2 separate regions of the Homo sapiens genome follow, and region 2 is linked to region 1. A link is an interaction called in ENCODE POLR2A ChIA-PET data of the cell type or tissue named here. Cell type or tissue: PC-9. All regions are shown on one strand. Each heading gives the region's core, and the rest is flanking DNA. Links, peaks and the distances in the headings are about the cores only. Region 1 overlaps SKAP1 (src kinase associated phosphoprotein 1). Region 2 holds the start of LOC124904018 (a long non-coding RNA gene).

The links. Peaks named below come from ENCODE experiments on the same cell type or tissue, not always from the same donor. Only the 100,000 strongest peaks of a DNase experiment are listed, where the experiment ranks them.
Region 2: POLR2A ChIA-PET joins it to region 1 with 22 read pairs; 2 of 35 experiments call an interaction of 5 or more read pairs at or near these places.

What each region holds. Positions count from the first base shown.
Region 1 is chr17:48,233,546-48,247,574 of GRCh38, forward strand. All of the region lies in intron 4 of SKAP1 (src kinase associated phosphoprotein 1), which reads right to left. Among named protein-coding and RNA genes, the nearest start is that of SKAP1-AS2, 54 kb to the right of the region's middle. In PC-9, for the core only: no CTCF peak of the experiment used is centred there; DNase peaks (open chromatin) are centred at 3,346, 7,206 and 7,676; H3K27ac peaks cover 4,349 bases.
Region 2 is chr17:48,143,832-48,160,812 of GRCh38, forward strand. All of the region lies in intron 11 of SKAP1 (src kinase associated phosphoprotein 1), which reads right to left. LOC124904018 (a long non-coding RNA gene) reads left to right here and starts at 2,810. Exons shown (of 2, transcript XR_007065827.1): 1 at 2,810-5,822; 2 at 6,739-9,045. MIR1203 (microRNA 1203) reads right to left here and starts at 12,680; the gene lies at 12,596-12,680. RefSeq lists enhancers at 1-56, 5,359-6,500, 16,528-16,981. In PC-9, for the core only: CTCF peaks have their summits at 10,002 (motif pointing right) and 10,201; a DNase peak (open chromatin) is centred at 10,050; H3K27me3 peaks cover 4,448 bases.

The sequences.
Region 1 (14,029 bases), core at 1-8,000:
ATAAAATATGGGTAAAATAAGATTACTGGCCAAGTGTGGTGGCTTACACCTGTAATCCCAGCACTTTGGGAGGTCGAGGTGGGTGGATCACGAGGTCAGGAGTTCGAGACCAGCCTGGCCAACATGGTGAAACCCCATCTGTACTAAAAACATACAAAAAATTAGCCGGGCATAGTGGCTCGCACCTGTAATCCCAACTACTAGGGAGGCTGAGGCAGAAGAATTGCTTGAACCCAGGAGGCAGAGGTTGCAATGGGCTGAGATTGTGCCATTGTACTCCAGCCTGGGTGACAGAGCAAGACTGTGTCTTGAGAAAAAAAAAATGTTTACTTAGAGTGGCAGAAATACAAGCCAACAGCTTCTCTCTCTGCATCCCCCATGCTTATATGACAAGAGTTCCAAGTTGTTTGAGTGTTTGGTTTTTTTGGCAGTGAAAGGTTTAAGGGCATTTATCTCTATAACTAGCAATTTAATAAGTACATGACTTCTTACTCAAGTGCATTTAGATAATTTTCTAAGCTTTCATAACAGCTTTATTTATTTATGCTTTAATGCCTTTCCTCTTAAGAGCTCAAGATGCTGGTTATTTAACATTTTATATTCAGATATGAGGATTAAAAAAAGGCACTGGGTGCCATGCTGCTGTCTCCAATGATAGCTCCACTAAAAATAACACAATTAACTTGATGTCAGCCCTCAGCTTGTTCTTAAATATAGGTTTCTTAAAAATATCCAGACTACTTTAATTAGAGTCACAGAATATTTTAATTATTCCTAAAAGACTGAGTATACTCCATTGACTACAATAAAGACATGAGATAGAAAGCAGTTCTCTAGGAACTTATATATGCTAATGATTATGTCACATTAATGGGAATATGGGCAGTTGTTTAGGATGAAATTGGTACAGGGCTAGACATGGACACCTGTGAAGAAAACTGAGGCCATGTGTCATCTGGCATGAGGTAAATGGCATCTGAGCCCCAGATATCATCAGAAATGCAAAATTCTGAAATTCAAGGTAATATGTTGTTCAGTTCAACTTAATTTTAATCAGATGCAATCCAACCCTGGAAACCTTTATTCAGCATCTGTTATATGTCAGGTAATGTTCTGAGATCTGTGGGGGTACCAAAATAAATAAGAAATACATTCTATTTTCAAGGCACTTTTTTTTTTCTGGTAGGAAAGACAGTCAAATAAATAACCACAGAATGTGATGAGTAAAAAGCAAAATTACAAATGTATGCATTAATACAAAATGAATAAAGGAGATTTATGGTGGCATGATATGGCAGAACAAGGATGAGTTTTGAAATCATGCAGACCCTGGTTTAAATTCTGGATATTTCAATTGCTTGCCATAAAGCTTTTAGCCTTGGTTTTATGTTTTGAGAATGGAGATCTCAATGTATTTTAAAATGCTTTGTGAAGATAAAGCAAGGCAAGATTTGTAAAAGTATCGAACTAGTTCCTAGCATGAGAATCCTAATAGGAGCTCAAGAAATGTTACGTTTTTCCTTGTGTGTATATGTGAAGGCTTCACAGAGGAGACAAAGACTGAGCTGGGTTTTGAAGGATGAATAGGAGTTCTCTAAGACTAATGGAACAATATTTGGAAAAAGAGAGATGTGGAAAAGTGGGGAATATCTGGTATTGTTGATATATAAAAGGGGAATGAGCAGCAAAGGGACCTGAAGATAGGGAGGTGGCAGAGATCTACAAAGAAAGTGAGAAATGAACATAAATGTGTATACTTAGGGAACACCACAGAATGTGTGACCATGGAGCATTCAGCATCACCATGGTTGAAGGTCCATAAAGTAACAAATTGTCCTAACTTGCTAGACAACTATCAAGTTTGAACAGCCTCAAAAGTTAGCTTTCACTTTTTTTTTTTTAGTGAGTTCATCAAAGTTGCTCACAGACTCCATTTAGTAGAAAACTGCAGAACAAGATCAACTACAACAAAACTCTGAATGCAGACACAGTCATTTCATTCTGTGCTAAGGTAACTGATAAGTGGACAATAGAAGAATATCCAAGATGCTGCTGGAAATTGTGTTAAAGTAGGACAAGCATGAGAGAGGTTTAATGCCATGAAATCTTTCAGTAGTGCAGCAAAGCTGAGGATGGCAAAGAATGTTGGTGTTCACCTCCCAACTCCAACTCACAGTGCTGAGAACTTAGCAAGTGTATGATGCTATTCCACTCCCAGAATAACATCACCCAGAGGCAAGTCTTGCTTGTACTTGGACCAGTAATCATAGCTCTTTCTCCTGCTTTACTCATCAGGAGCCTATAGTCAAATATACCAGAGAATACTAGAAGATCTGTCTTTCCTACAAGTCTGGTATGTAGCTCAAGGGACCACACTTGCTTTTCTTTGAGAAATGATCCATTGATTTAAGAGGAAAGCCAGCCCAGGATTTTGGGTGGAGTGGCAGACACAATTTGAAGGATAAAATTCATGAGGAACCATCTGAAAAGATGTTGGGCCTTTTAAAAATAGTTACACTGGATGTGATGATTGTAACATTTCAAAGTCAAGGGAGAAAAATACATTCATACATAGAGTTAACAAGGTTAAGCAAAGCTCTTTAAAGTTGAAAATGCTTTCCGATATTCCTTCACTTATTCAATAAACATACACTGAGCACCTTCAAAGTTTTAGGTACTGGAGAGACAAAGATGAGTAAAATAACTGCTGTGAAGGAACTCAGTCTAGAGGAGAAGGGGACAGAATGTAAACAAATAACTATAATGCAATTTATCATTTGTATTAAGGTTTCTACGAGATTCTTTGGGAGCACAGAGAGGGTAATTGTTTCCAAATCTTGAATATTACATTACTATTATTGGAATATACACTATGTAGAGGTTTATATACCACAGTAGGTTCTTGATAAATATTCCTTGTATTAATGAATGAAAAGTAATCAATCCCCAAATATAAATTTCTCTATCATATTAGGTTACTTAATCACTTAATAAGATTACATAAACAAATTTAAAGTACTTGGTGTAAATCTGGCAATTTATAAAATGCTGTGAGACTATGGAAGACTGCTTGCCAATGGAGGAGGAGGAACGAATAGGATGTTAACTGAGACTGCGAAGTTTGAGCTAAATCTTGAAGGAAGAGAAGGAATTCACCAGACTTACAAGTAAGAAACAGGATTCCAGACAAAGAGAAAAGTATCTGCTAAGGTGTGTAAGAGTGTGTTTTACACTTGATAAGTCATTTAGTATATCTGTAGACATAGGATGCTTGTAAGGAGAGTCACAGGAAATGAGGTCAGGAAGTCAAAATAGTAATATCTACTCTATTGTCAAGTAGTTACATTTCTTACTATGTGCCAGGCACTGGGCCAAGCAATTCTTATGCATTGTATCATGTAATCTTCAAAACAACAGTAAGAGGTAGGTACTACCATTATCTCTATTTTATGAATAAGGGAACTTGAATTTGGTGAGGATAAGTGACTCACTCATGATCATACAACTATTAGGTCATGAAGTTGGATTTGAAATCCAGTTCTTTCTGACTCCAGAAACCATCCACTTACTTGTTGTTAGTTCCACCTTACGTATTACAAGGGTATTTGTTGTGCCCTAATCATTTCAGGTTCCCAAATACAATAAGAGAATGTCATAAAGATTTTCAGGGCTATGGTAAAATGAGGAAAATAAGGACTACATAGTGATTTTTTCCATAAAGTTGTATCATTATTCAATATAAGAGACTTTATTCCTAACTTGTGTTCTTCCTATTTTCTGACATCAAAATTCTTTTTTTGTTTGTGAAATCACGTAGCTAGAAGGTGGTAGTGATCTTAAAAATGTTCTGGTCAAAACTGAAAATTGTCAATCCCATGATACTGTTCCAAACCTATAAATCATTGCTCTAGGCCATGAAGCTATGCTGCCTTACTAAAGATTGTGTAAGCCATGGTACAGCATTTAAATTTATGCTACAAGCAATGAGAGGTCATTTAAGTATTTTTAGCAGTAAAATTACAAAATTTGCATTCTAGAGGGATTATTCTTTTATTAGCATTGAGGATGTATTGGAGGAGGATGAAAGATAGGGAGATTAACTGGAAGATGATCATGGCAATCCGACAAAGAGGTGATGAGAACTTTGAACTAAGGCAAGAGGAGAGAGAAGGAATGGTTTTAAGGGATTTTGAAGAGGTAAAGTCAGTGGGTTTTGTGACCAATGAAATGCTAGTTGTGCAAGAGAGATAGAATCTAGGACCATTCCCAAGTTTCCAATCCACAACACATTGAAGGGTGGAATAATTCCTAAGATTTTGTATACATGAAGAAGACTGGGCTGGTGAAGGGAAAGATTGATGAGTTTGGTTCAGATTTTTTTTTTTTTTTTTGAGATAGAGCCTCGCTCTGCTTTTGTTGTTGTTGTTGTTGTTTTTTGTTTGTTTTGTTTTTTGTTTTTTGTTTTTGAGACGGAGCCTGGCTCTGTTGCCCAGGCTGGAGTGCAGTGGCATGATCTTGGCTCACTGCAAGCTCCGCCTCCTGAGTACAAGCAATTCTCCTGCCTCAGCCTCCCGAGTAGCTGGGATTACAGGCGCATGCCACCACATCCGGCTGATTTTTGTATTTTTAGTAGAGACATGGTTTCACCATATTGGCCAGGCTGGTCTCGAACTCCTGGCCTCAGGTGATCCACCCGTCTCAGCCTCCCAAAATGCTGGGATTACAGGCTTTGACTTCAAGGACAATCAGATGAATATGATTTTAAAATATTGATTTCTATCTCACCAAGCTTCTGGGGACAAAAAGATTATCTTTCATGTAGTCATGAAACTTGACATAAGTTTGTTTATTTATTTATTTTGAGTTTTTTTTTGAGACAGGGTCTCATTCTGTGGCCCAAGCTGGAGTACAGTGGATGATCACAGCTCACTGTAGCCTCAACCTCCCAGGCTCAAGCAATCCTTTCATCTCAACCTCCTGAGTAGCTGGGACCACAGGCGTGTGCCACCATGCCCAGCAGTCTCCCTATGTTGCACAGGATGGTCTCGAACTCCTGGGCTCAAGCAATCCTCCCACCTCAGCCTCCCAAAGTATTGGGATTACAGGTATGAGCCACCGCGCCCAGTTGAGATAGGTTTAAATAGTCAAGGCCTAAAAAACAGACTTTGCTTCATGAAGTAAAAAATTGTAATAAGTGCACAAAATTAATCTTAGGCATGGATATGGAGCTCCATCACATGACTACTATTATATTGTGATCCTTGTCACACTTTATTTTTAAGATGACTCAGAGAAACAGTGAACTGGCGAAATGTTTGGAAGGCTAGTAGGTTATTTTGGCCCTGTCAGAAAGACCAAAATAATGGTTATAAAGTACTTTTTGAGATCTTCAAATGAAAGATGCCCAGAAAAAGACATTATTAATGTTGACTATGAAGATGTAGAGACAGGTATCTTTAGTTATTTGAAAAAGCTTATAAATAAAAGACAATGACTTAGTGACTTGAAAACAGAAATATCTGGCCTTACTTCTGATTTTCTATATGAATCATAACAAATCAAATGCACCCTTTAAAAATATGAACACTTGGGGTGACCACAGCTTCCTGAAGACAGAAATGAATTTAACACAATAACCATCTCTGGACAGTGAAATTCACATTCCGCACCACCACCAGCCCAATTAAAGGGAAAGAATTTCGACTTGACAATCTGCCCTTCAGTATCTCAGACCCAGGCTGAGGGCAGATCTAGTGACCTCCTCCTGAATAAAAAGGGGAAGGGGATTGGGCAGTAAATTCTGTCCTGGCGAACATCAGCCTGGCAGTAAATCGGAATCCTCTCTGTGCCCTCTTTATTATCACATTCACAGCATGAAGTTATGAGCTTCCTCACAGCTCCTGCTATAAAAATGTGATGGATGGTAGGGAAACCTCAGGGAGTTAATCTATTCTTCCATTAAATTTTACTTTAATTGGTCTGTGAGTCAATCAGAAACTCACTAGACAGTGAATTAAGAAAGAAAAGAGTGAAATAGAAAAAGCTTTCTTTTGCAGTTACTATATTATAATGCAGAATTATTCTTCCATTGAAAGAAAACTGAGACCATTGGTCCATACAAATAATCCCTGGCTCTGTAAAGAAAATGAGAGAAAAACAGGCAACCATGAATCCTACTCACTGGTGACATTAACACATATGACATTACACATACTCACACGTATCTCACCAAGGAAAAGCAGGCTTCTCAGACCCCCTCCACCCCCACCAACAGTAATTAGAATGAGAGAGAGAGAGAGAGAGACAGAGAGAGAGAGAGAGAGAGAGAGAGAATGAACTTGAATCATGGCCTCTAAGAAAATTAATACAAAGAAAAATAAGCTGTTGAGAACCTCTATCATCAGTAACATAACTCTATAGGTACAAAAGAAGGTAGATGTTAAAGACCAAAGGTGGATCAGCTGAAATGTTCATGGATTCAGTTAGTAAAATGTTTGTGCAGTATTTAAGGCCATAATGGGCTCTGATAAAGATTCTCAGAATCTAATAATGGCCTCTCTGGACTTCTTGTCTAATTAGTGGAATAAGGAGCGAGCCAGCTTGGAATTGAGCATTGCTAGATATGAGGGAGAAGGGAAAAAAAAAAGCCAAAGCTGCAAGAAAAATAAACCAGAGTAAAGGAGAAGAAAAACAAGAGCAGCCAGTGCTTTCAGAACTGCTCCTGAGCTGACAACTGAAGTTTATGCCTTGAAATATATGATAATAAGATTTTATGGGAGTGAGCCCCAGGGACCCAAATGTCTCTCTGTAAACAACGGACCTCAGGGAAAAGCCAAGGTTTGAGTAATGTACTCAGTCTCCACTCATGATAAAAAAATAAAAAAAAGCAAAAAAGCAGTGAAGACAGGAAATAACTCCTTTTATTCTAACTGTAGAACCCTGAGTTGCAGCAAATGCCCTCTGAGGGCAAAGACAATCGACAACCAGTATAGAAATACAGTTGTCCCATATTCAGACAAGGGATTTAAACCTCAGCAGCCTCAAAAACCTGAGGTTGTATGAGAAGAACCTAGTAAAGTGCTGCCTGTCCACCCTTCACACATGGGCAATATATGTCCAGAAACCAAATGGTTTATTGTGCAGTGTTGTTCCAGTGGAATTACTGGAGGGACATCAGAATGACCTAATCCTTGAAGCATGTGCCAGTTATCCCAGTGCTGCAAAGAGTTAAACCTGAAAGTGCTGCCTGTTCCCACTCGTTCACAATCCAGATTACCTAGAAAGATATTACCAGCTGAACTCCACACATAGTATGATGGCTTCCTTTGAAGACTTGGGTCAGGTAAAGCTCAAAGTTAGCCTTAAGCAACTACTAAACGATGAAAGTCCCTAGTGTACTCTGAGACTAAATCAGGTTGCCTTTAAAATTCTTCATCTTCAAAGACAACAGCTCTATCCTCTTTTTATAAATGTGAGGCCATGAGACAGCAAAGTGCTATTTCTACTGGCATTAGTTCCACCTTATATATTAAAAAGATATTTGTTGTGCCCTAATCACTCTGGGTCCAAGATCATAAGGGACCTTGTTTCTTGGTGGGAGGCTATAGTGTGAAAAGGTTACTTAGTCATCACTAGCCTCTAGCAATGCTGGAACACCACACATGGGGCTCCTCAAACAGGAAGTCAAAGCCAGTTCTGACCCCTGGATGAACTCTGCATTTTCGGGCAAGAGGCCTGATGAATCTCCAGGGACAGTGCTGCCCTGTGTCTCTGTGTCCATATGTATGTGTTTACTCCTCTGTGTGCATGTGTGGAGGTGGGTGGTACTGAAGGGAAGCAGGGTGTGAAGGTTCTGGATAATTATGAAAATTAGATCTTTTACAGCAGGCTTCAAGCTCAATTTGGGCTGACAGCTCATGAACAGATCATCTGAAGTCTTAATAGGCCAATGCTAGTTCAATAGTTGTATGGTTAAATCATGCACATTTGTGCCTCAGCTGACACAAAAAGCAGACCCAGATGCCTCACATGGATCATGCAGATAAGTCTATATTTAATACTCTTCCTCTCTCGGGGAAGGCCTAACAAAGCAAAACAAAACAGATCTAAAACCATGCTTAAAACTTTCACCAGCCAAAGAAACATTCCAACATTCTTTTCACTATAAAACATCTAATAGTAGAAATGATACATGATTGATAAAGTGATTCTAAATATACTTAATTCTGGTGTCTTTTCAAAATATTTCTGAACCCAGCAGTAACAGATATAATCTTCCAAACTGGGAGTTTTTTCCATTTTTAGTTACCTGTCCCAAAAGCACTTATTCTCTTACTTTCCATTCTTTGCTGGTAGTTTTGTACAATGATGTCAAGATATCAAGGCTCCTGACACATCCTGAATTCTGAAAGAATGTGCTTCCTGAATATTCCTGATAATGGGCTTAGTATCAAAGGGGTTAATGAGGTTGAGTTAAGACAGCATTTCCTGCTTGAAGGAGAACTGAGTCCAACAACACTAGAAGCATTTTCTTATTATTTTTCTCTGCGTTTGCAGTAACTGCTTCTCCTGGAAGCTTTACCTGGGGGAAGGGATAAAGCAATATCACTAACCTGCCTGGCATCTGGCTTCCAGCAGGGAAAGAGGCTCATCCACCTCACCCCTCGGGCTTCTTTAACTGAATTAGCTGTATTAAGTGCCTTGGTAGCCCAGGGAATGAACGTCGTTGATCAGTGTGCCTAGAAAGGCATGTTTTCAGGGTATAATTCTGCCGGAGGAGAATGGACTCCCCAGCACATGGGCCTAAACTGCAGAGTAACAGAGCCCTAAATCTCCAGTTACAGATTTACAGCCTCCATTCTCCTTCTTTACTGCAAATACAATCCGGCAGTAATGGTCTAACACAGCAACACCATCACCAACTGGCTGATGGCTCGCATAAAAGCAATGTCAACCAAAAACTATGAGTTTATAAAAGGGAACAAACCCTCAACAGTGACAAGAACATGAAACCCATTAACAATTTAAACACTCTCCATTTTTTATTTCCCACCTTGAAGCTATTATTGCTGATAGAAAGCTCCTCAGTGGAGTTAACCACTGCAAGGAAGGGTTAGGAAGCTAGCTTAACTCCTAAGACAAGGGGTTATGTGGTTTGAACCATTTGATGGTGTGGTTTGAACCTTTGTTAATAGGAAGGCCATTTGATAACCTGTAGTGCAAAAGAAGGTCTTAGAATACTGTAAGTGTGATAGGATCTCCCCTAGTAGGTCTATCAAATTATTCTCAGGAACCACACTGAATAAAAACGGTTAGAATTGGATTGGCTAGTCTATTGAATATGCCAAGACTTGAGCCTGTACTGTAAAAGGAATGGTAGAATATTTTTTGGAGAAAGTTCTGTAAAAATCAAGAATCAACTCTTGGCATTATAACAATAAATGCTTATATGAAGTTTTATTTCTGTGATAGCTCTAACTCTTCGAAGGAACATTGCCACCACAATATTTCCATTTTGCAAATTGACTATACCTGGACTGTGATGTAAAATGTAACTCGTCACACACTATTACCTTCCAGTCTTTAGGTAATCAGATACAAACATTATAACTAATTTCTCAACTTAACTACAGGACTCTCCCATTTAAAACAAATATTACTGTGGAATTCTCTGGTGAAAAATGCTTGAGCAAGCCATCTCCCTCCCTGCCCTTTCAAATTCCCTGACTTCCCCTAGTAAAAATAAAAATAGGACTTTAAAGAGATATAATAAGCCCATGATTGGGTATTTTACCCCCAAAACAAAACTTCTTCCCTTTGTTCTATAAATCAGACAAACCCAATGGCAATAAGAAAGTTGTTCTCTTTGTGGTTTTGAGCTTTTTGCATGTGTAATTTGTCAAACAGTTCATCTTTTGGAAATAGGATCTTCACACTAAAAAGGAACAAAATCCTGTTTTTGCAAAGGGGAAAAAAAGGCCATGTTGAACATGGTAACATATATCCATACGAATAGTGCCAAAGAACTTAAAGTCCCTGATTTACATATATTGTGCTGATTGTTTGAGCATCAATATAAAAAATTTAATCTGTACTAATGGGCCTGGAGGAAGCGCAAATAAAACCGAGGAATAAGTACTTGTTTTGCAGTACAATGAATGCTATTAATATATATATAAAACAGGCTTCAGTGATGCATAAGCTATTGTATTCTAAAAATATTCCTACATTTTTGGCACTTTAAAAATGTATTACCTCACAAAGGACTATCAACCTATCTGCAGACTCTTAACCTGGGCTAGCATTAAGAAAGGAATCATTTCATTCTGCTTTTGTTACATGTACATAGATTTTGAACTAAGCAGATATGGCACCTGTTGGTTTTAAATGTCTCCTCCTCTAAGAAAAAGAAAGAAAAAAGTTCAGGAGAAGAAAAAGAAGAGATGTTAAATAAAAGACAAGAAACAAGGAACTAAGAGAATAAAATTATTTTCCCCACAGTGTGCAATGAAATCAAGCTACACTAATTCTACTTATAATAATGTTAGAAAATGGTTAGCCTTAATGCCTGATAATGACCAGAGCTAATGTGGTTCTGCTTTCAGTGTGGATAATGTTTAAGGAAGTAGCAGAATGCATGGCAGCTTTCCTGGACTATACAGTCAACTCCAATGAAGCCTTTTCTCCAGCTTGAGTCATAACCATAAATACTGCCCCATCCCCACATTCCAGTAACAAAGTCCTTCCTTCCTCCTTTGCCCCTAAACAAAGGGGACAACAGTGTGTTCGGTGGGAACATCTTGAAATAAGATAACACTCCCCAAATGGAAGGAAGTCACAGGGGAGATTGACGCCATAAAGGCAGTTCTATCCTATTGAAACGCCAGCAGATGGGGTCATAAACATTTCCTTCTCCCCTTGCTAACAGCCACCAAGTCAGCTTCATCTTTATCTTTATCTTTATCTTCCTGTCAGGTCATAAATACCTCTCACTCAAGCTTCACTCACAGCTGGGCCATGCCAAGCAAGTTTACTTCCTGTTAAAGGTTCCTTTCAGCAAACATTAACAAATAGTTGGGGGAAAGAAAACTGAAAATTCTGCTGATGATACACAGTTATAATATTCCAAAGGAAGCTTGGAAACCTCAAAGAAAGGGTTTGGCCAGACTAAGAAATGACCAAACTGCCTAGCAAAAAGCATGGAGATCCACTTAAAAGAAGATGCGTTCACAGGGAAAATGAGTCAAATAATTAGTTAAAACTTATATTTACATCCAAACAAAATAAAAGAGCTGAATAGTGTCATGGGCTTTCATTCTTTCTTCTAGAACCTCCAAATGATGCATGGATGCTTGCCATTTGTTCCTGAGTCTAAAACCTGGACCATAATCGTAGAAAATGAAAACAGAAGATTTCTAGGAGTAGTAACTCAATACAAAGTCATGCTTAGGCCAAAGGTTAGAGAAAGAACACACCCCTTTACTTTCAGAATTTTGGCTCATGAGGAAGGAGTAACCTGACTCTCTTTCCTTCCTGGGGAACAGTTTTACACTTGGGAAACCATCTGCCTGAAGTACTGCTGGCAGCTCCAAAATTATAGAATCTAAAATGGTAGGAACCTGGAAAATAGTAGGTATCTTCCTCCTTGACTTGGCTGGAGCAGCTGCCCCTCTTGAATTTCTGGGATATAAGATTACAACCAAAAATGACTGTAGTCTTTCTAAAACACAACCCACAATCTGATTTTTTTTTCTTTTTTCTTTTTGTAAAAGCATCATTTTAAGGAACACATTCTGACAAAATAGTTAAGTCTTTTAAAATTACGATAGTGACAGGTTGCTGTTGATTACGAGAAGTAGACTTTTGCTCCAACAGGGATTGTTTAAAAGTGCCTTTATTATGCTTTAGAACGACTGATCCATACTGGCTTATTTCACTCAATCTTTCAATTTTTACATGTGCTTCTAGATAACATGTGACTTTAAAGAGAGAAAAATGAAGACAGCACTTACTATAATAAGTTTTCTATGGTAGTTATAACAAATGGGTTTGAATTCCAGCTCTGACACTTTACTAGCTGTGTGACTTTGGGAAAGTTACTTAACCTCTCTGTGCTTCAATGTCCTCATCTATAAAATGTACAATAAGAGGCCGGGTGCGGTGGCTCACACCTGTAATCCCAACACTTTGGGAGGTCAAGGTGGGTGGATCACTGGAGGTCAGGAGTTCGAGACCAGCCTGGCCAACAGGGTGAAACCCTGTCTCTACTAAAAATATAAAAATTAGCCAGTGTAGTGGTGCATGCCTGTAATCCCAGCTACTCAAGAGGCTGAGGCAGGATAATCGCTTGAACCCAGAAGGCAGAGGTTGCAGTGACCCAAGATTGTGCCACTGTACTCCAGCCTGGGTGACAGAGCTAGACTCCGTCTCAAAACAACAACAACAACAATAACAAAAAACAACAAAAAAACCCACAAAAATTTACAATAATAATGCCTTTCTCAACGGGTTGCTATAAATTAAAATACATAAATCACTTAGAACAGAGCCTGGCACATTGTAGGGGCTCTGTACATTTTAACACACATATAAAATGGAAGACTTAGGTAATTTCATTATCCGTACTGTATCTAAAGCAAAGGATATTGGTTATATTCTTAAAAATCTTTAATTAAGCTGAATATTATACTTCAGACTAGCATTCAAAGGTTTCCAAAAATTAGGCTGGTTTACCTTTACTGTCTCCTCTCATCATCCTCCTACAATTAAGTAACCCTTGTTAGACCGGACTATTTGGTGTTTCCTGAACACATTCTACATTTCCCCACACCTACACCTTTGTGGGTATAGCCCCGTTGCCCTGGAGTTCACTATTCTCACTTCTATCTTCCCCTATCTCTACCTGTTAAAATCATAGCATAGCAGAGGTTCTCTCATTCAAACCATAAAGCTTTATTTTATTTTTTATTTTTATAGTCATCCTTCAAAGCCTGATTCAAATACGGTTCTTCATGGAGTTCTAGAGCTGGAAGAGCTTTAGAGACTAAATGATCTAATTTCTCCTTTTACTAAGGCATGCAGAGATTAAGTGATCTGCCCAAAGACATCAAGCTACAGCTTGGACCACATTTCAGGTCTCCTAACAGTGCAGAGATCTCTGAGAGTTAATCACCCAATCCTGCTGGTCTTTTTCATCACTCTAATCTAAACTGACTGATCTCCTTGGAGCTGCTATGTACTTACAGTACTTATCACACAGCCTCTTGAATTTCAGTTACTTGGGTGCATAACTTATCTCCCACGTCATCTCTCATGTGCCTTTGACACCTCTGTCTATCCCTGGAATGCTTAGAACAGTCTTAACCAGAAGGCATTTAGTAAATATTTGTTGAATTAATGTATGAATGAATGTTAGAAAGAAGGAAATTAAACAACCTTTCCCATCCCCCTGACTCATACCTCTCGCAGTCTCAAAAGTTCTCTCTAACCCAACTATCTGAATTGAACCATCAATTCTAGTGCACAATAAATAAATACCTCCACATCTGCAGAAAAGTGTCACTATACCTAATACATATACACAAATTCACTTACTTTACAAAAGTCTCTGTGTACTCACTGTGTGCATTTCACTTCCAAGTATGCACACAATTTACCAAAGAAGTAGGAGACCAAACCCTGCCTTCCTATTAGTCACATTCCATTGGGAAGACCTGTATACAGCACAACTAGACATCTATTAACTAAGCACCATGAAAGCATGGACATGATAACGAAGGCAAATAGCTAGAAAAAGGGATTCAGGGAGGCTAAAGAAGTAGTAGTTACAGAGGAAGCTGCCAATACTATGCAGCATATCTTATGCTGTCTCTTTTATGGGGCTGCAATTTGCAAGCTAAGCCCAATACAATTTGTTTCCTTCTATCCAATACTTCTGATTTCTTTTCCTCTATCATTCATTTTCTTTACTCAATGATTTAAAGGTAACCGTCTTTTCCTACCTCACAAAAGTTTTAGTTGCTGACCAAAG
Region 2 (16,981 bases), core at 4,058-12,057, 86 kb before region 1:
TGTTCAACGCTCCTAACTTTGACTAACACTTTGTAGCACCCCTCTTTAGTCGTAATGCCAGGAGTAGGGATGAAGCCTTGGGAAGGTGCTCTCTGCCAACTCGAAGAGGGTGCGAACAGGAAGCAGATGAGTCTCAGCAGGGTACCTGCAAAAGCCAGGCTCCCAGTCTGTCTGCTCTTGCTCCAGGGGAACACTGACCCTGCCGACTGCAGATGTAGAAGCCTCGCCACAGTGATGAGAACTGAAATGAGTGAAATCAACTCTCTGCCCTTCAAAACAAAAGAGCAGGCAGAAGTGTAAGGAGGATGGCACAGTCCCAGAGACCATATGCATCCTGCTGTGGGAGCCTGGGAGCTTAATCAAAGCACCTACAGGTCCCGGGATCTGACTGTCTTTTCCAGATTTCATCCCTTGGCTGTATACCCGAAAAGGGCTGCAGGGCTGAGATGTTTAAAGCATGAATGGAAAATTTCTAACCTTCTCTCCCACTACCACCCCCATGCGTTGCTCCAGCCCAGTCTGAACACCACGAGGTATTTTAAAATAATTTCTACTTTGATGAATTGCTGGGGAGTCCACAATTGCTCATAATCAAAGGGAGAAAAATGCAAATGAGATCCGGCCGAGAACTATCACCACCAAACGTTTATTTCACTGCACAGTGCCAAAAAGAATTAAAACAACATTAAACTCACAGCAATCATGTTTAAGCCCTCGTTTCCAAGTGCCAAATTGCACCACTCTGGATCATACAGATGTTCGTTAATTATGCTAATTTTTATTAAACTATTAAAATGGAGAGAGTACTGGCTCAGTCAGGCAGACCCCAGCTCTGAATGAACCCTGCTCCTGTCTAAAGGTGCTAATTTACTGCATTTTTATTAAGTTGCTGATTCTTGAGTTTTAGTTTTAGGATGGCAAAGAGAACTGAATTTCTGGGATCAATGTTTTCTATAAAGTCTGATTTCTCTTTGCCCAGATGTTTGGAAAGATTGGAAAAATGCTGAGAGGCTCCCAGGAGACCTGAAATCCTCAATTTGGAAGTGTTTCTGTCTTCAAGGTAGGGATGCACATCTACAAGTGACTGTGTTAGGGCTTCAGAATTATACATGCTCACTATTCCATAACTCTACATATATTCTCAATGGTAGGGCTAAGATTTAAATTATACAAAATTGTTCAATGAAGATGTTTTAGATAAGAATATAAAAAGTTATTAAAAAAAAACCCACAAACCTTTCCATCAGGGCTTGCTTCTTGCCACAAAGTCTTTTTAGAAACTTTCATCTAAAATAAGCACAGTGTATGGTTTGTTCTCCTCATAAATATTTCTAGGTTTGACTAAACATCTGCTTCTCTCAATACCAACCTTGCCCCACCTCCTTGAACAACCCACATGAAGAAGTCTTAAAAATAAAAGTTGGCTATTTGCACTCCATTATATGGCTGTAGAAACTATTGGTCTGGATGAATGAAGCATTGAGTGAACCTGAAATAGACGCAGCGCTCACCATCAGCAACAATCAAAGTGTTTATGGCAGATTTCACACTGCCATAAAAGGATTTATGCTAATCTCCATCAACAAGGAAAAAAAAAAACCCTACCAAACCTGCCATAAAAAGAACAGCAAATTCTATAAACAAAAAGCAGTATGGCCACCAACAATGGGCATGTTGCACAGCTTGACTCTGCCTCCAGTGGTTTCCTATTGCTGTTTATGGTTTCAGGACTATCATGGACCTCCTCAGAGCTCCTCCTGTCACAGGGCCCTGAGTCCCTGTGTGGTGCTGCAAATACCCTGTCAGTAGGTGTCAGGGGATATTGGGGGAAAACCAGCAGGCGCCTATCATAAGGCTTAAAAGAGATTAAATACCCCTACTCCATGATTGCTACATTTTAATTTCTCTCCTCCCTGCTGGTTCCTATTTGTATAAGCTCTTCCATGGCTCCCCTGGAGTAGCACAGACATGACCTGGAATGACCATCCTGTCTTGGGATGAGAATTCAATTTCTAGGCTCAGTGAATCCTAGGCTGTTCCAACAAAAGGAACTCACCATCCTCCAGGGCACAGATTCTTAAACCAGAGTCTGTGAACCCCTGGCCTCTCTGTGGATGGATGTGAAGGAATCTTTGAACTCCCTGAAACTGGTGTAAAATTTTGTGTGCATGTGTACGTAGGCCTCGTCTCTGGGGTGAGGCCCAGAACTTTCATCAGATTCTCAAAGGGTTTATGAACCCTTTGCAGTTTACCAGCCGGCACTCTATGGGAAAAAAATACAATGGTCTTTATGGGCTGGATCTGTACTTTGGCCCAGGGTGGGTATCCTCGCGCTCCCCACACACAGGCCCCTGCTTTTAAAAAATACAATGAAGGAGAGGCCGGAGACGGTGGCTCACGCCTGTAATCCCAGCACTTTGGGAGGCTAAGGCGGGTGGATCACAAGGTCAGGAGTTCGAGACCAGCCTGGCCAATATGGTGAAACTCAATCTCTACTAAAAATACAAAAAAATTAGCTGGGCATGGTGGCGCACACCTGTAATCCCGGCTACTCGGGAGGCTAAGGCAGGATAATCGCTTGAACCTAGGAGGCAGAGGTTGCAGTGAGCCGAGATTGCACCACTGCACTCCAGCCTGGGCAACAGAGCGAGACTCCATTTAAAAAAAAAAAAAACAATGAAGGGGAATCAAGAATCCTAACTGCTTCCATGCTGGATTTCATGGGCTTCAGCCCTCCAGCTGAAGAGGCTGTTCCTCCTCAAAGGTCGACTGCTCTTGTGTACCTCTTTTAAGGAATCATCTCTTTTTTTTTTGAGATGGAGTTTTGCTCTTTGTCACCCAGGCTGGAGTGCAATGGCACGATCTCGGCTCACTGCAACCTCTGCCTCCCGGGTTCAAGCGATTCTCCTGCCTCAGCTTCCTGAGTAGTTGAGATTACAGGCACCCGCCACCACGCCCAGCTAATTTTTGTATTTTAGTAGAGACGGGGTTTCACCATGTTGGCCAGGCTGGTCTCGAACTCCTGACCTCAAGAGATCCTGCCCACCTCCACCTCCCAAAGTGCTGGGATTACAGGCGTGAGCCACTGCGCCTGGCCAAGGCATCATCTGTTTAACTGTGACTTCAGAGTTGTGGTGTCTTCTCACAGTTTCCATTCAAATGGCTTGGAGCAAGCTGCTTGACACTGTCAGTTCCCTGGATAAAGCTCCTAACAGAAACATTCTCTTTTCACATTGAATTGGGTTCCAAGTCTCCGTGGAACAAGATTCCCAGAAAATATCTCATACTTTTTTGTTCTTTTTACCATAAAAGTTCCCTATATCAGTGCTTATAAACAAGAGGATGCATCTTCAAGAGAACAGTCTATCAGCCCCTAACCCGAAAGATTAGTAAATGCTTGATATATGTATGGAAAGGTCAATCAATCACAGAAATATTGGTTTATGATTGCTTATTTCTCTTATTAGTGTTTGTGCATCATACATTGCTATTAGTTAAGATGGGAAATTTGAATTCCTAAGCAGAGTAACTTGTACTATTCCAGGGTCAGTCCCAGACATCGTATTTTTACTCTGGATTTCCCCACAAATTCTCTACTCCTAAAATCCAGCTTTGGATATATAATGCTTTCTTAGAATATCATACCCTATGAAATAAATTAAGGGCTCCAAATCAGCATCCTTCTAACTGCCGAGAAAAACAAGGCTGGGAACAAGAATTGTTCACCAAAGACAAAGTGCCCATTTTTCAGCACAGATAGTTTTATGAAGAGATTTTCCAGAAGGAGAAAGGAAATGGTCAGTTGGGTGGCCGGTGGGTTAGTGATGTTGGAACTTGTGAAAGGATCGAAGCTCAGCACTTGGCTGAAACCTTGGGTAGCGTGGCAGCCTCTCCAGGCTGTTTTACAATCTGTTTTAAGTTCTTGGCAATCACTTTCTCTTTTTCCATTATTCAGAGTTTTGGTCTATAAATCATAATAAAAATGAATCATTAAATTTGCCTCAATTGAGCTAGTTTTATTTACTGTTACATTTCAGGGAACTTGCTAATCTGGAGATTGATGGGCCTGGATACAGGGGAAAGTATGCAAGTGTGAGAAGGGGGACATGGGAAGGCTGGGTAGTCAGCAACAGCAGTTGGGAGGGGGGTGGGTCATGGTGACAACTCCACAAAGCGCACCCTGAGCTAAGTGTTCTGAGAAGAGGAATGTGTTCTCTAGATGGAGGGTCTCAGAGCACTTGAGTGCGAGAGAACATTCAGCCTTAAAGGTGAAGCTTATGTCCTGAACAGGGTGGGAGTGGATAATGATCAAGCTGAGGCCACGGAGGTGTGGAGGGCCTGTGCACACACTGCATGTTGTGGGTGAAATGTGTGCAAAACACAGAGTGGGTGTGTGCAAGTGTATGTGACAGAACAATCAAGCTGTGAAGGTAAGAGCAAAGGTGAAATAGGGCTGTAAAGAAAGAGAAATGAAAAGAAGCACACAACTTTACCTAAAGAAGAAAGAAGGGATAGAGGGAAGGTAAACACTTTGCAGATGGGAGAAAACAAGGTGCCAAGTGCAGAAGTCAGGAACAATAAAGACAGCACCATTTCGGAGCTGATAGAATTGTGATACCATGTGAGACGGGCGTATTAATATGTATTCCATAAACTGCGCAGCTCTGCACCGCTCTGTTTTGCTCTGACCGCAGTACCAGCCTCAGGCACCACAACACAATTTGGAAACAATGTGACGGAAATGTTTAATCTGCTCGGCCCATCTGTGCTGCGTATTTCTCCAGATCTCCCTGAGAGAGGCGCCTTGAATCTCCACATTGCCTTTAATATTCTCCTAAATCACCTCCCTACTGCACTTCAAGGGCCATTGCTACAATATCACAGGTTCATCTAAAGTGCAATGGGGAGGGGGTGTTGGGGGAGGCGCAGGCCGGGAGATTTTTTATTTTAAAATAATTTCCAGAGATCGTCTTTTCTGCTTCCTTTAAAAAAAAAGAAGAAAAGTTATTCTACTGTTGCCTTAAGGTTATTGAGGTTGTTTGGTGCAAAACAGGGTAGGATAGAGTGGAATCATTCTCCAAAGAATTATTTTTATTAATCTCGATTCTCTCAAATGGACATGGGAGGGTGAGCAGATGCTCGTTCTCTCTTATCTCTTTTCCTTGCACCTTGCTAGAAAGCACACATAGGGTATGCTAGGGTGATGTGTTCATTTGGGGTTGGAGCCTCTCTCCTTTCCACTCTTGGCATCAGGTACCAGCTTGTTAGTTCCCAGGGCCAACCCTGTCTCTGCTCCACTCTAAACAAAGCCATCTCATTCAGGACAAGTATACATTTAGTCTCTGGTCAACATGCCCTCATTAGGAGAGGACTCTGTCTATATTTTTAATTTTAGCTTAAAACCTTAGATTTTCTCTCCTTAAGTAGAGATGTTGGGTGTCAGATTTCCACTGCCTTTCCCCACTTGATTGCGCCAGATTCAGCAATTTGGGTCTAGCTGGGGTGGGTTTTGGAGAAAGAGGGATGACAAGTCACCATGTTCCAGACCCTAGACAAATGGAAGAGAGTTGCACATCACCAAGAAAATTAGGATTCCTTTTGCTTTGTGAATTAAAGAAATGAATAATTTAATCCTCAAGATTGTTCCGGCGAGGGAAAAGCAACGTCCCAGTTGCGGAGCCCTACAGCCTGTCGGTGTGTTACATCATCTGCACACATAGGCGTTTCCATGACAACCGCTTATAGCTTCATTTCCTGGATCCCTCTAGGGGGTGTCACAGCCAGATCCACCTGCTTTTCACCCTACCCTCGGTGGGGTCATGGTAAGGTCGCCAGAATAAATGAACGCGGGTACTAATGATCTGTTTACTGCTGTTTATGCTCTGTGTGTGTCAGGGGCACGCACATTTAGAGAGCTCATTATGGTTGCAATTAGAATGCACCATCGCTAGATATTTAACTCCTTTTTCTTTTAAATTAGCATTTTAATAACATTCTTTGAGCAGAGAAACAAAATGACCATTTTTCACGGACAAACTTCTAGCTGTAGGTGCAACTTTAATGGCAAAGTTGTGAAGGGGAAAGAAGGGGAAAAAAGGCCATTTTTACTACTTTCACCCTCCTCCTTACCAAAAGGATATTTTTATTTGCTTTCTAACACACTCAATTTCCTAAATTTGTTTTGAATCCAATTATTTTGGGTGGTTTAAAGTACTGCACTCTTGTTGGACGGAAATTAGCAGCGATTGAAATTAACTTTTTATGTGACCTGTGAAAGGGGCTAAAATAATTACAAGTGTGTAGAAGAAACTCTCCAAAAGACCCTTGCTGTAGGATCAGGCTGTGATCCGATGATGCCATTATCCAAATATCTTTATACAGCAAATACAAGGGCTTTTTTCTTTAAAAAGGTGATTGCAATTATTGTTTCTGTTTTGTAATTCTGAGGATTATCTTGTAGAGGATAAGTGATGACAAAAACTTGTCATTATAGACAGGATAAATAAGCAGAAAGAATGAAAATAATAACACAGCATTGTTTACCATTTAAAAATGGTGAGCATCAAAAAGCAGGAGAGGAGGAACAGGAAAGGTGTAGAGACCCCCTTGGTTACAATGTTTCAAAAGGCATTGCTTTGTAGGGATCAGCCAACACCCTTTCTAGGTGTTTATAGATGCTCTGTTTGTGTAAAGTACAGTGAAAAATAACAATTTGAATGTTTCGATTATCTTTCCCAGTCCGTTCCATTTTCATTATTTATTTCCTATAAATCGGGACCTTGCTGAACATAATTCTGCAGACAAGGAGGTGGATGGGACAGCCAATGTGAACAAGGAGATAGATGGTGGGTGCGTATAAGATAGATGCTATGCGCTTATGAAAAAGAGCAGTATGTCTGCATGTGAACATCCACAAAGTAGAGCGAGCAAGCGTGTACACGACAACGGGTATTTATAGGTGGAAAAAGGTGCAAGGAAGATTATGTGGGAACAGGCACAGAGAGTCTGAAACGGTTTGCTCTTTTCCCTACCCTCCTGGAATCCACGTCCAAGTTCTGCCTAAGATGTCCCACACTTGCTGTGGCTCCTGTGAACCTCGCAAGCCTTTCCATGACAACAGACGGGGATTTCACAGCCAGAAGACTTAGGAGGTCAACAGTTGAAAAGCAAGATTTAGAGAGATCTTTAAACAATCACACTAACCTCCCTCCCCTTCCAAAGACAGAAGGAGGAAAACATTTAAAGACGCAGCAGGAAAAAAAAAAAAAAAAAGAGCCTTTCTAAAAATGCAAGTTTAAAATGTTCATGCTTTTGTATCAGCCTAGTTGCACCTTAGAATCTGCCATTTCATAAATAAAATACCGATGGCATAGAGTATAATTTGGTGACAGCTACCCCAGGACATATCTAGATGCACTTCTGTTATTTTAATTAAATACTGCATTATGGTTTGTGACAACTACATAGCTATAGCGTAAATGAATTCAGAATTAAAGTGTTACTTAGGCATCCAGTAATTTTTGTTTCATTCCTTAGTTTTACAAAGCAAATAGCTATAAAATCAAGATGTTTGTTCATTTACAGATGGAGCAGGATTGTCGTCGCTGTTTTTTTCCTCCTTAATCCTCATCCACAAAAAGAAGACACAGTTCAGAGTCTGGCTCCCAACACTCTTAGCTTATGAGCCACATCACAAAGAAAAACACATCCTCTTGACTATAATGTGAAATGCTGAATATTAATTGCTGGTATTATGCCTATCTTTCTAGCTGGGTTCTGTCTTTTAACAATTATTCGGATGGGCTACAGCCTTGCACTGCCAGGAGATTCTTCTCCTTTGTTTAATAGTTAGAAACCAATTTTATTAAAAAACGGTAAAGTTCACAATGCTCCATGTAAGTTCTTAGTATTTGGAACTCTCCCCAAATACAGAATATTATCAGGAACAGAGAAACTGCAGACTCTCTTTGCTAAATATGATGAACATTTCTGCATTTAAAAGAAAAAAATATTTTTCATTTTAGCAATATTAATGTTTCCTTAATGAAACTGGAGAGGGTGTTACAATTTGATATACTTGGTTAGTTTCATTGTCACTTCACTAGCAAATCATGAGAAAGGTTCAGAATATTCTCATCTATCAGGTACAGATTTTCACTCAAAATTAATATGTAGAGTAAAAGGATTTTTGTTCAAATCTGAGGATTTAACTGTATCTTTAACGTTTCATATGTCAAGATGAAAGTTTTTAAATAACTAGTTTTCTGAAACCATTTCTATTATTTCTAATTTGAGAATCAATATGATCTTTTTATTAGCCTTAAATACCATACATCTGGGAATGTCTGCAAATTTAAGCTTTTCTGTGTTCTAATCAATTACCTTCAGTCTTGCATAACTAATCCTATAATCTCCATAGAAGTTACTGCCCTGTATGTTAGCAATGAGGTTATACTTTGTTTCAATATTTTGCTAGTTTGGTTGGAGAGCTGAATCACGCAATACCAAGAAATGGTGGCAGAAGAGGTTTGGGGAGGCTGAGTTTCTTTTGAGAAAATAATTATACTGAAACAAAGCTTTTGTGACTCCTTTTAAATAGGGCATCTCACCAAAATGTCATCCAGCCTCTTTGGCAGATTAGTGGGGAGTTTATTACTAAATCTCTGTCTAATAAATGTGCAGTTGACTCTGGAGGAGCTGCTTGTTATAATACTGGCGGTGGGAAATGGAGGGAATGTCACAGTTAAAGACACAAATTTTCCCCATAATATATTCAAATGGAAACCTCTGAATCCAATACTACATGGGCATATCTAATAAATTCACAATATTTCAGTTTCCGCAGCCTTCACCGGTTAGTTTTAAAGATTTATGTGGTAAAAAATTACTCAGTGATGAATATGGTTTATTCTGTGCAGTATTGGAGGTATAAGGAATTAAACTACCATCTTTAACAGTGAATTTATTATTACCTCTGTCAAAAGACGAAGACGTTAACAGCATTTGTTATAAATTCACTGCAAAATAAATGGCTGGAATTTTTTACACTGGAGTTTGTAAAGCATCGGGCAATTCTGAGCATTAACCTAACCCGGCCGTGGCTTATATGGTTCTAGGTAAACGTTTCTGTCTGGGCTTCGTAGTTAATTATCTGGTCTGGAATTTTCCCCAACTGAAAACTGTGTGCACATGGACACACACACACACACACACACACATACATACACAGAGAGAGAGAAAAGTGAAAGGTCTTGTCCAGGACAACTGTTTAGGAATAAATAGATTAGACTATTTATAGATAGATAGAATAAAATAAAATGCCAATTTTATTCTCTTTTTAAAAAATGGGTTTTAGAATAAATGGTCAGGGTTTGCAGGATGGGTTGATGAGCAACTGGGCCTCTTGTTAGCAGGTTTACATGCATGCATATGCACACACACATAAACACCCTCTCCCTTTTGTCCTCTCTTGGAATGGGTGTCCCCTCATTTATAAAAATTACCTGGAAGGAATGAGGCTGCCAGGGTTTGTTCTAGACGATTGGTTCCTGTCTGGGGGAAAGGAATGGCCTCTACTGAATTTGACCGGTATATGACCGTTGCCTTCCAGCTGACCCCAAATCCCATTCCCATCCTCCTAACTCCGTTGCCTCCCATAGGGGTTATTAATGAGAGAAAACACCATCATCATCATCTTCGTCATCACAGCACAGTGTTGACCTGCTTGTTAACATGAAATGGGGTGGTGGGGACAGCTTCTGCTTCTCTTGCATACCATCATAAATAAGAAAAGATACTTTGCCATAGGATCCCCTCACCCACCCCTTTGATTAGGTCAGAGGTGCATAATAGCTCTTTGACAGGCATTGATCAGTTTCATCACACTGTTTGGGCAGCCTGTGCCCCAGGCCTATATTCTCCCCACTTACTACCCCTAAATTACCTCCCAGATAACCCCCCACCCATCCCCCACTCAGCCAACCAGAGGGTATGGTGCCTGAGGAAGTCCTAAATGGACACTAGATGTCACCAAACACCTCCTTTCCCTCAGAGCCCTGAAATTAAAAAAAAAAAAAAAAAGAAAAAAAAATCCTTCATTTAAGGCAATTGAAGGAATTAACTTATCTGTTTTTATGAGGGTTGTTGTCACATTCAACTAAGCACACTTAAAAGAGGAAGTATTGCTGCATTAAGATAATTTTTACAACATACAAATCTCTTTTGGAAAGAACGGGGTCAAGGGAGGGGAAAGGTCTCCATTCTTTTAAGTAGCCCATTGAGGAAGTAGGTGGAGAAAACCGGGTTAAAACTCCCATTATAATTGACATAGTGTTGTGTTAACATAGTCCAGGTGTGCTGGCGCAGGCCTGCCGCATTCAGATGACTAGACTGGCTGTGGAGCCAGGATCTCATCTGAGTTTAAGTAGCTGCAGTCCAGGGTGACAAAGTCCATTCTTCTCCACATAAGACCCATGACCATCTGACAGCATCACGTGTTCCACGCTAAACTTGACTTTGTCTGTATGGCTCCCTGTTTCCACATCAATTCCATCAGCAAGGAAGATGACCCAGACCCTGGTGTGTCTGGGCCATGAGAATACCTTCCCACCCCAGCTAAGCCACCGTGTAAGTATAAATCTTATGCGTACCCAACTTGTTGCTCCAAGGCTGCTTTCCATGGAAATAAGGCACTGGACAATTCCTTGGAAGAGCCTCAGACCAATTTATGAGGCACACAACCCAAGCCCAAGAGATGTACACTGGCTCAGTTTACCTTAAATGGAAGATCTCACCCAGTGGCCTCTTCTCCTTCCTAGTCAATTGAAAAAGAGCTTCTCTTTCCCTCTTTAATTTGTCCTTATCTTCTGAACAGCTCATGTTACCACCATAAATAACTTATGGAACAGGATGCTTTTAAAAAAAATGGGCGTTTAAGTCTTATCTTGGCTGGGCGTGGTGGCTCACACCTGTAATCCCAGCACTTTGGGAGGCCAAGGCAGGCAGATCACTCGAGGCCAGGAGTTCAAGACCAGCCTGGCCAACATGGTGAAACCCCATCTCTACTAAAAATACAAAAAATTAGCCAGGTGTGGTGGCTTGAGCCTGTAATCCCAGCTACTAGGGAGGTTGAGGCAGGAGAACCGCTCGAACTCAGGAGGCAGAGGTTGCAGTGAGCCAAGATTGTGCCACTGTACTCCAGTCTCGCAGTCTGGGTGACAGAGCAAGACTCTGTCTCAAAAAAAAAAAAAAGTTATCTTGAATAGTGGAACAAGCATGATGATGATGATGATGATGATGATTTTTATTTTTTCTTGAGATGGAGTCTCGCTCTGTCATCCAGACTGGAGTGCAATGGCATGATCTTGGCTCACTGCAACCACTGCCTCCCGGGTTCAAGCGAGTCTCCTGCCTCAGCTTCCCTAGTAGCTGGGACTACAGGCACGCGCCACCATGCCTGGCTAATTTTTGTATTTTTAGTAGAGATGGGGTTTTGCCATGTTGGCCAGGCTGGTCTCGAACTCCTGACCTCAGGCAATCCACCTGCCTCGGCCTCCCAAAGTGCTGGGTGAGCCACCACGCCCTGCCAACAAGCATTATTATTATTTGGAAAGAATGTTCCCTAGTGAGAGACACTGGAGCCAAGAAGACAGGGTCACTTTTCTGAAAGCTAGGACTTGTGACTTGTCTTATCCAAATAGAGGCTTCTTACCTCTTTTTCTCCCACTTATAACAAGTGACCATAGGCCAAGCACAGTGGCTCACACCTGTAATTCCAGCACTTTGGAAGGCCGAGGCAGATGGATCACCTGAGGCCAGGAGTTCGAGACCAGCCTGGCCAATATGGCAAAATCCCGTCTCTACTAAAAATACAAAAATTAGCTGGGTGCCGTGGCACTTGCCTGTAGTCCCAGTTACTCAGGAGGCTGAGGCAGGAGAATCGCTTGAACCCGGGAGGCAGAGGTTGCAGTGAGCCGAGACCGCGCCGCTGCATTCCAGGGCAACAGAGAGAGACTCCGTCTCAAGAAAAACAGAAACAAAAACAAGTGACCACAGTGGTGCTGGTCCACAAAAGGGTCTTGCAATCTGCAGATAAAAGGAACTAAGCCAGGGCACCACACTATCACACGGAGGGTGATTCGGCACCTGCCCTGTCATGCCTGGTGCCCAGGCCGAATGGATTTTTGGAGTACACCTGTTGTTGAACCCCTGCCAAGTACTGATGGCCACTAACCCCCAAATCACTTTTCCCCACTGTTGATGTTTGGAATGTCAGACAGGACTGAGCAGCAGCCGGCGTGTATTTCAAACACAGCAGATGGATTTTTATATTAGCTCCTATTTCATGTTCAGGCAGAGCGACCGCCACGCTAAAACCACAGCCTCAATGCTGCCGAGTTTGCTTCTGTGAGATTAATTCTGTGAAATTAATTGGGACAAGATTGAAAAGGAAATTAAAATGCAGCTGAGTGAACAGGCCTTTCAAACACCTTTTCCCTGCTCTATTCAAACTTGAATTCTGCGGTGGTCGCCGGCATCGTGGGAAGTAATTTACGAGTCGCAGGCTCTCAGGAGCCATTGGTTACGTATGAGGAGACCTGCACCAGCGCCACAATCTGGAGCCACTGAAGAGCGCTAAACACCCTGCTGTGGCTTGAGCTGCATCCTGGCTCCGGGGAGGAAGGGAAGTTTAGTCCCTCACCAGAAAAAGCTGTTCAGAAATATCTGAGTCCAAAAGGAACACAGGAACATCCGCTGGATGCACAGATCTGCTTCGTTATTAAAATCTCCCTTTAATATATTTTGAGACCCAAATTGGAACTCAGTGAATTAAGTGGGCATGACACTGCATGGGGCCAAGGAATGCATGGATGTGATGCAGGGAGGTCAGTGGGAGTCCTCCTGCTGACTGTGCCACTGGTTACTGTTTCAGAGTTTGGATGTGTGGCTCTGGTCTCTCCACAAAATGAAGTTTGAATAATCTGTCAGGGACGAAAGCTCTCAGACCAGGAAAGGCATGGTGGATTTTCATGTAGGCCTCTTCACTGGGTATTTTTTTTTGTATCCAAGTGAGCGACTTTTGTGCTGTAGATCATCTCTTTTTCAATAATTTATTGAACTCCTAGTATGTGCCCAACACTGATCCAAAAGTTTATTATTAGTAAAAGGGAAGGAAATATTCCTACTTCCTACATGCCAGGCACTTCCTTACACAAATTCTCTAATGTAAACATCACAACAAATGTATAAATATAAAATTTCCCAATTTTTACAGGTGAGGAAACTGAAGATTATCAGGATTAGGAGATTTTTGCCCAGGGTCATAAATAACCCGTCTGTTACAGGCACTTACTTGCTTCCCTGAGAACAGGACAGGTGATGGGCACTTGGTTATCTCTGGGGAGCATCTTTTTTTTTTTTTTTGAGACGGAGTCTCGCTCTGTTGCCCAAGCTGGAGCGCAGTGGCGTAATCTCGGCTCACTGCAACCTCTGCCTTCCAGGGTCAAGAGATTCTCCTGCCTCAGCCTCCTGAGTAGCTGGGATTACAGGTACCTGCCACCACACCCAGCTAATTTTTGTATTTTAGTAGAGACGGGGTTTCACCATGTTGGCCAGGCTGGTCTTGAACTCCTGACCTCAGGTGATCTGCCCGCCTCGGCCTCCCAAAGTGCTGGGGTTACAGGTGTAAGCCACCGTGCCCGGCCTCTTTTTTTTTTTGAGACAGGGTCTCACTCTGTTGCCCAGGCTGGAGTGCAGTGGCACTATCTCAGCTCACTGCAACCTCCGTCTCCCGGTTCAAGCAATTCTCCTGCCTCAGCCTCCCAAGTAGCTGGGACTACAGGCATGCACCAGCATGCCCAGCTAGCTTTTGTATTTTTAGTGGAGACTGGGTTTCACCATGTTGGCCAGGCTGGTCTCGAACTCCTGACCTCGGGTGATCTGCCAGCCTCGGCCTCCCAAAGTGTTGGGATTACAGGCATGAGCCACCACACCTAGCCACTGGGGAGCATCTTTCTTGCCCAGTCAATCATCTTCTCTGGATAATTTTTTTTTTTGAAAAGGGATAGCCGGACATGGTGGCTCACACCTGTAATCCCAACACTTTAGGAGGCCGAGGTGGGTGGATCACCTGAGGTCAGGAGTTCGAGAACAGCCTGACCAACATGGCAAAACCTTGACTCTAATAAAAATACAAAATTAGCTGGGCATGGGGGTGCAAGCCTGTAATCTCAGCTACTTGGGAGGCTGAGGCAGGAGAATTGCTTGAACCCGGGAGGTGGAGGTTGCAGTGAGCCAAGATCATGCTATCGCACTCCAGCCTGGGCAACGAGAGCAAAACTCTGTCTCAAAAAAAAAAAAAAAAAAAAATGCGATAAATAGCTCTCTTTCTGTGATCATTCTTGCCCAAAGGCAAGACTAAAAGATTCTCCTCTGGGCCGGTTGCGCTGGCTCACGCCTGTAATCCTAACACTTTGGGAGGCCGAGGCGGGCGGATCACGAGGTCAGGAGATCCAGACCATTCTGGCTAACACAGTGAAACCCCGTCTCTATTAAAAATACAAAAAGAAAAAAAAAAAAAGAAAAGAAATTAGCCAGGCATGGTGGCGGGTGCCTGTAGTCCCAGCTACTCGGGAGGCTGAGGCAGGAGAATGGCGTGAACCCAGGAGGCGGAGCTTGCAGTGAGCCGAGATTGTGCCACTGCACTCCAGCCTGGGCCACAGAGCGAGACTCTGTCTCAAAAAAAAAAAAAAAAAGAAAAAAGAAAAAAAAAGATTCTCCTGAGTTTGGTCCTAGGCTTCTAAGATTCAAAGTTGGATCATGCTTGGGTGACTATTAAGAAACAGCAGAGGCCGGGCGCAGTGGCTCACGCCTGTAATCCCAGCATTTTGGGAGGCCGAGGCGGGCGGATCACGAGGTCAGGAGATTGAGACCATCCTGGCTAACACGGTGAAACCGCGTCTCTACTAAAAATACAAAAAATTAGCTGGGCGAGGTGGCGGGCGCCTGTAGTCCCAGCTACTCGGGAGGCTGAGGCAAAAGAATGGCGTGAACCCCAGGGGGCGGAGCCTGCAGTGAGCCGAGATCGCGCCACTGCACTCCAGCCTGGCAACAGAGCGAGACGCCTTCTCAAAAAGAAAAAAAAAAAAAAAAGAAACAGCAGGGAGCAGCAGGAGCCTACGACTAAAGCTGCCATCCTCATTTCCCCTGCCACCTCCATCTCACCTCCCCTTCTAGATCCTCTAACCTCTGCACTCCGGACTCTGCCTTTCAGAATACTTTTATCAGATAGAGAGAGAGGGGGAAACCAGATGTATTTATGAGAACTGAAAACAAAAGAGCTGGTAATTTAAAAAAATTCTTTTTTGTTTAAACTGAATAAGTAATTAAGGCTAAAACACATTTTTGTGTGGAACTTCTTTAGCAGTTTTGCAGTGTCAGGCCCACCATATTTAGAATGGGAATGTCTGAGGTAGAAGGATTCTTAGATGCTATCCAACTCCACGCTCTCTTTTAACAGGTGAAGAAACAAGTCCACTTAAGCTGAGCTGCACACAGCTGCATCTGTGTCTCTCAGGGAAACAGATTTCCCTAGATTCCTAAACAGCAGGCCCTTCTTGTCCAACAGAGCTTCTACTGGACAAAAAGAAAAGTAAAATAGAGCTTTCTAGACACCACTTTCCGGGACTAAATTCAACTTGGGTCAGTTCTGTCCTTACAGGCGTGAGAGGCAGCTGCAGAGTGTAACGGACCCCAGCAAAAGAAGGCAGCTGAGGCTAAAGTGGGAATAAATTAGGATCTATTTGAGAGAAAATTCCAGAGATGAGGCACTACTGAACTTCTGAATAGACAGATGGCTGGGAATGGTAGTGGAATCTCGTTTTCTATCTGTTTGAATTTGTTCATTTGTGCTTCTTAGAAGCAAGGCGATGAATAGATTGGGTGGCCTTTTAAGGTTCCCTCCTGTCCAAGGACTATTATTGAATTAGGTAATATAATACAGGTGAATCAAAACTGAAATGCTCCCCAAACCAATGTTAACTGGAATGCAGCTTCATGAGGGAAAGTTCAGCTGAGCTCTTAACTTCTCATTTCCTCTTTGATATGCAGGGATTTGCAACATGGGGAAGGGAGCCAGCTGGTGTAGCTTTTTGGGAAAGAAATATGCTACTATTAATACAATGGTACAGGATGAAAATGGACTCAGAACCTTCCAGAAGAGAGGAGAAAGAAACTGATAGAAACAGGGCAGTGAGGTATTCTCATTGAATTAAACCCTGATATATTTGCTTTCTTTTCTTCTTTTTTTCTTTTTGGAGACAGAGTCTCACTCTGTCACCCAGGCAAGAGTGCAGTGGCAATCATGGCAAAAATCATGGCAGCCTTGAACTCCTGGGCTCAAGTGATTCTCCCAGCTCAGCTTCCAGAGTAGCTGAGACTACAAGCATGTACCACCACACCCAGCTATTTTTTTTTAAATTTTTTATTTTGTAGAGATGGGATCCTGCTATGTTGCCCAGGCTGGTCTTGAACTCTTGGGCTCAAGCATCCTCCTGCCTCAGCCTCCTAAAATACTGGGATCACAGGCGTAAGCCACCATGCCTGGCCTATGTTAGCTTTTAGTAACAGAGAAGGGGAAGAGGTTTTTTTTTTTTTCTTTTTAAAGATTGGATTGGTTCCCCATGTTCTTTGAGATTTCTTAAAAATACAATAGCCACTGTAACCACAGACAGCTCCATACTGCAGGACAGGTCACCGCACAACCCCTTCTAACTAGAGGAAAGGGACCCCCAGTGAGAAGCCATTAACAAAGGCAAAAGACATGCAAAACAAACAAAATAATCATGACAGAGAGAAGGCCAGCAGCCAGTCTGGCTCTGTTCTTCCCCCCTCCTGCTGCAGGCACCTCCAGACAATGTAAACAGTTAATTTGTTCACCTGCAGGCTCTGGGCAAACAGAGGCCTGGTCACACCTGAGTGGATA